Regions from separate parts of the Homo sapiens genome. Here region 1 is linked to region 2. Evidence: chromatin contacts called from ENCODE Hi-C or POLR2A ChIA-PET data. All regions are on one chromosome and are shown on one strand. The core of a region is the stretch at or near the end of the contact, and the rest is flanking DNA. Distances in the headings are between cores, read along the strand shown.

Region 1 (2,724 bases), core at 29-2,528, 150 kb after region 2:
CTTCTTGAGTGCAGATACTTTGTTTCACTCTTCCCCACTCTACCCCCCAAACCAGAAGAACAGAGCTCCTGTTTCTTCCTTTCCATGGTAGGCCCAACACCTGGCTTTGTGCCTGGCACACAGCAGACATTCAACATTTGTAGAACTGATAGACTATTAGATTAGTAGTGACAAATACTCCCCGAAGAAAATGCTTATTTGAACATACATCCCAAATTTTCTGCCCTCCAGAAAATGCTTCCTTGGAAGGATTTAAGACAGTTTGATGTCTCTGCAAACATTATCTGCGTTTAGGGACCAACTTGCCCTTCTCAGCGTTCACCTGGGATGTCTTTATTCTTCCATTTAACCTTTACAGGGGACCCCGATGGTGACGTGTCCTTCCTAGGGGCCATTACCTCTCTCAGGGATCCTAGTGTCTGGTAGAAAACAACAGCTCCAAGTTCTCTGCATCCAAACTTCGCCAGGATACGCAGATAAACCTATTTAAAAAAAAAAATCTTTTTAAATTCTCAACTTGGTGGTGTAAATAAGGCCCTTGCAGCGCCCTCAAGTAATAATCAACGGCAGTCATTATGGAAGGAGGGTAGAGATGAGCGCCTTACTCAAAGCCAAGACATTCACAATTTCTCGGGCCGGCTGCCTGTGCCTGGGCGTGTGCACTGTGCACTCCGAAGCTGTGTGCGGCGGTGGCCTTGGAGGTGCGCGTGGCCTTAGGAATTCCCGCGGTCGGGCACCCTCCGCTTAACACCGGGCCGTGTCCCCGGCCTGGGAGCCGAGCAGCGCGGCTCTGGCATGCTAAGTGGGCAGCACTGGGGCGCCTTTGTTCCTCGCGGCCGTCTCCCAGGACCGGCTTCCCTCTGAATCTAAATGGGCTTCTCCCTCACCCGCTCCGCCCTGGCCTCCTGGCCTGGGCACGGCGCCCCTGGGTAAAGCGCGCCCGGACACCTGGGGCGTGGGCGTGCGGGGGCAGCCCGGGCTAGGCGAGCGCGGGAGAGGCGCCTGCGGTCCCAGCCCGGCCAGGCCCGAGCACCTGCGCGAGCCCGAGGGAGCGCCCGGCCCTCTGCCCCCGCCAGTCGCCGGCGCCCAACTTGGGGGTCCCGCCGTCCGCAGCCCCAAGTCTCGCGGTGCTACCGCTCTGACCGGGGAGCCGCGGGCCGGGCGCCCCCCGCCGCGCGACAAAGGCTGAACCGGGAGGAGGAGGCCGAGGAGGGGGAGGAGGAGGAGAGAAAGGCGGGGACGGCGAGCGGCCGCGGCGGCGGGGAGAGCGGAGGGAGCGCCGCCCGCCCGCGCCGTCCTTTGTGTGGCGGCGGCGGCGCCTGGGCCTGACCGGGTCCCCGGGGCTGAGCGCCGGGCTCCGCGCCGCCCCTCCCGCGCCCCTGCCAAGCGGGCGCCTATCCTCTCCGAGCAAGATGGCAACCCCGGCGGCGGTCAACCCTCCGGGTGAGTAGCGGCCTGGGCCCCGCCGCCCGCCGCAGCCCGCAGGCCTTGCCCGGGGCCGGAGCGGACCAGGCGCGCCGGGCGCCCCCGGGGGCGCGGAGCCGCAGCTCGGCGCGGTGGGTGGTGGAGCGGCTGTCACTACGCGGCAGCCGCAGCATCAGCACCAGAGCGGCATCTGCATCCCAATCGCTGCCCATCCGGTCCCGGGCAGGCGCCGGTCCGGACCCGCGGGCGGCCGGACGCTGGCCTCGCATCCTCGGGAACCCGAAGGGCAGGCCCGGGAGCCCCCGAAGTTCTGAAAATAACCGCCTTTGCCTTCCCCATCCCACGCATTTTTCTCTTCCGGTCCCGGCTTTTGTGGCATCACGGCGTCAGCCAGTCCTGGCTGGTGGAGGGCTCCGCGCTGACGGAGGGAAAAGTTTGGAGCTGGGATTCAACAGGGTACAACTCCCGGGACTCTCCCCTGCCCGCCCCGCCCACTAAGCGCTGGTCCTTTGCGCCCTTTGCGACTGGCTGCTGTGTGTCCTAACCCTCCGGGGGCACAAAACACCCAGCCTGTGGTCACCAGCGTGGAGCAGCCCTGGTCCTGCCCAGGTGACATCCTCTGCTTTCTGGTCTGACCTGTCCCCAGGGTGCAGTCTGTGACAACTGAGCTCATTAGGAAATATTTCAAAAATGGAAGAGTTCTTGATCAAGTGGCAACATTGACTTGTTTTGGTATTGTAGTAGGGAAGTTCCGTTTTCACTGGGAAAGTTCCCTACCTGATGAGCAGGGTGTGGGAGAAGAGAAACGTGAACATCTAAGCTAGTACAAACTTTTGGGTGTTGTGCAGAGGCTGCTGTGGGCACGGCAGGTTGCTGGGTCCCTGTGGAAGATGCAGGGAGAGTCACAGAGGGCGGCCCCCAGGAAATTCCCAGCAGAGGGAGGTCATGTGTTGGAGATAGGGAGGGTCGGGGGAGGAACAGCAATGCCTAGCAAAGAAAAGTGTCTCTCATCATAGAATTAGGAATGAAAGATCCCTTTCATCTAAGGCGGCCAGGGAAGGCTTCTGGAGATTGGACATTTCGGCTGAACCTTGAAAACGGGAATGTTTGAATATACAGAGCCAGTAGCAGAGGGGCATTGCAGGCGTAAGTAACAGTGGACTTGCTCTAAGCAAGTGCAGAGGTCAGTGAGTAGTTGGTGCACTGGGGATATAAGAGGCAGCAGTGGGATTTAACACTGAGTTGTTTGGATGTGACCAGGCTTTAAAGGACAGACTGAGGAGTATGGACTTTCTCTCT
Region 2 (2,700 bases), core at 156-2,655:
TTTATGAGGTCTTACACACACTTTGCAGGTTCGCAAAGACCACAGATCAGATTATTACAATTCCTCTCAAGATGTGGCTTAATGAGGGTGAGGGAAGTATAGAAGACTTCAACTCCAGACCCTCGGAACTAGATCCCCTAGTTCACTGGATACATATTTTATGGAAAAGGGTAAGATTGTATCACAGTGTTAATCCAGAAACTCGAATCCTCTGATTAGAATCAGAGGAGAACTGAGAAGAACCTGCCGGCGGATGCACGAGTGGGTTAGAATGGAACTTCTCCCCACGAAGGCAGCACAGGCTTCGATGGAGCTTTTTTCCTGGGTCCCGAGCCACATCCTGACAGGCCACTGTGGCCCTATTGCACGCCTGGTGAGGCGGTGCATCAGCTTGGATTTTCTAACAGGTTCTTTTCCAGAACTTTTGCTGCGGGCACGGAGACTCTTACCAAATTCGGCTCCATAATACATTCCCCAAAACATTAGAACCCAGGATAGGTCTACGCCTCCACTGATACGGAAAAATATATGAAAGCGTGGATTAGGGTTTTTGCCACAGATGAGAACAAAATCCAACGGAGACTTGACATTTCTTTAGAAAGGCTGCCACCAGCAGAACTTTCCCCAGAAGTTACATCCGTGCTGACCTTCATCAGTTACATTGAGAAAAAATCTGTTCTATGTGACTGTCAGCCACAGGAGAGGGAATTTTAGGCACTGAACGTGACGAGAAGGACTTTCTAACTTTGATTCAGTTTCAACTCACACTCCCCAAACCCCTCAATGGCAGAGAGGCCGAGGATCCCCGAATGGGGAGGTGAGGCTCAGAACAGCGAGGGTGCCTGAGCACAGCACCACACTCTCCCGGTTTCTGAGCCCCGAGCCCCGCAGTGGAACTCGGGCCGCTGCGACGCGGCTCCCGTGCGGCTCCCACCGAGGCTGCTGTCCCCTGCCGCGCGGGTCCGGCCCTCCCCGCCGACCGAGGCGCGCCCCGGGCGCAGTGCCGCCGAGGAGGGGATCGGTCCCAGTGTCCACGCGGGTCTCCTCGCCGCCGCGGCAGGGCTCGGCCCGACTTCAGCGAGCAGATCCTCCGCCTGCGGCCGGTGACCCGCGCGACGCCCCGGCGGCACCGACAATGCTGTGCTCCAGCCCCGCAGGCGCCGCGGCAGCGGGTCCCGGGATGCTCCCGCGGTCCTTACCTGGCGAGGCCCGTCCCGTGCGCTCCCGGGGTCCTGGCTGGGCCGGCGCCGAGCCCAGGGCGACCGCGGATCGCCGGCTACGGCGTTTCCCGGTGACGGGGGCGCGGGCTCGCGGGGCGCGGGGGGCGCTGCCCAGGCCCGGCTCGGCAGGAGTCAGAGCCCCCAGCGGCGCGGGCGAGCCCGGGCCAGCAGCCGAGAGGGGGCTCTGAGCGGAGCCGCGGCCGTCCTGGCATTTTAAAGGCGAGGCAGCTGGACGCTGTTCAAGCGGAAACGCAGAGAGAAACTTCAGCCCCCGGGGCAGAGCGTTGGCAGCGAGGGGAGGGGGCCCAAGAGCTCCTTGCAGGCGCACAAACCAATCTGGGCTATTCCAATATGCTCTTCAAATGCATTTTCTTCAGATATTCTCTTTACAGTTAAAAAAAAAAATCCCCCCAAACAACAACGACAGCAAAACCCTCTCAAAGCCTTCTCCTGCAGTATGCTTCATAGCAAGCCAAACATTTCCATTAAAGTTAGGGGCAAGAGCAGGGGGCCGGTTTGGGACGTCTGGTCAATGCAATCAGACAAGAGAAGGAAATAAGGTGTAAAAATACTGAAGTTGTGCCTTTGTTAAAAAAATATATATTCTATATGTGTGTATATATGTATATATATTATATATATGTGAAGCGGGAGAAAAATGATTACTGTTTGCAGCGGATGTGATTGTGTAGTTGGAAAGTGCAAACTGAAGATTGTTGAAATAATAGCCTTTCCAAGGAATTGGCAGGCTACAAAATAAACATACCAAATTAACGGTGTTCTTGTGCACTTACTAACCATTTTGAAAGGCAAATAAAAAATCCCATTCTCACTAATAGCCAAGCCACAGTAGCTAGGAAAAATAAACTTATCATGAAATGTGAAAGAAAAAAAAAAAAAAACAACCTTCTCTACTAGGGGACTAGAGAAGACTTGAATCTATTATGACGCACGCCTTATTCTTGGGCAAGAAGAAGTAAACACTGTAATCCCATCATGTCCTCTTTATCTGTCAATTCAATGCCATCTCTATCAAATTCCAAGTAGAATTTTCTTTTTAACTTGACATGATTCTCAGTGTCATGTGGAAGAATAAAGAGACCAGGCAACAAAATGTTGATAAGGAAGAGCATAAGGGAAGCTAGCCCTGCTGGATATTAAAATGAAGAAATGCTTGCATGCATAAATGAATAAATGAATAAATAAAATACATTGTTTGAGTGCTTACTATTTAAGGAAGTGCTCTACGTGGATTAATGCATTTTATTCATCACAACAAGCTATGATGCAGGTACTGATACTGCTGCCATTTTCAGATAGGAAATGGAAGCCCAAAAGTGTAAGTATCACACTTACACTTTTGTGTAAGGTCACACAAGTAGGAGTAGGGGATCAGGGGTTTGATGCAGGCGTTCTGCCTGCAAAAACTATGCATCTATGTGCTTCAACCCCATCACACGACACCGCCTCTGTCACAAGG

The links. A loop is a pair of places that touch in the nucleus more often than their neighbours do. ChIA-PET counts read pairs that join two places held with the same protein, here RNA polymerase II (POLR2A). Pooled maps may share reads with other maps.
Region 1: a loop to region 2 is called in a map of posterior cingulate gyrus, with 23 times the contacts of the local background. The contact joins the promoter of ARNT2 here to the promoter of CTXND1 in region 2. A Hi-C loop is called at or near these places in 1 of 168 maps with a recorded cell type or tissue (posterior cingulate gyrus) and 1 of 50 pooled maps. POLR2A ChIA-PET finds 5 or more read pairs at or near these places in 1 of 52 experiments (H1).

The regions. Positions count from the first base shown.
Region 1 is chr15:80,403,104-80,405,827 of GRCh38, forward strand. ARNT2 (aryl hydrocarbon receptor nuclear translocator 2) reads left to right here and starts at 1,279. Exons shown (of 19, transcript NM_014862.4): 1 at 1,279-1,443. The coding sequence starts at 1,413. ARNT2-DT (ARNT2 divergent transcript) reads right to left here and starts at 1,093. Exons shown (of 6, transcript NR_184070.1): 1 at 888-1,093; 2 at 399-482. RefSeq lists an enhancer at 710-1,210.
Region 2 is chr15:80,250,808-80,253,507 of GRCh38, forward strand. It overlaps CTXND1 (cortexin domain containing 1), which reads right to left and starts at 1,406. Exons shown (of 3, transcript NM_001352888.2): 1 at 1,200-1,406.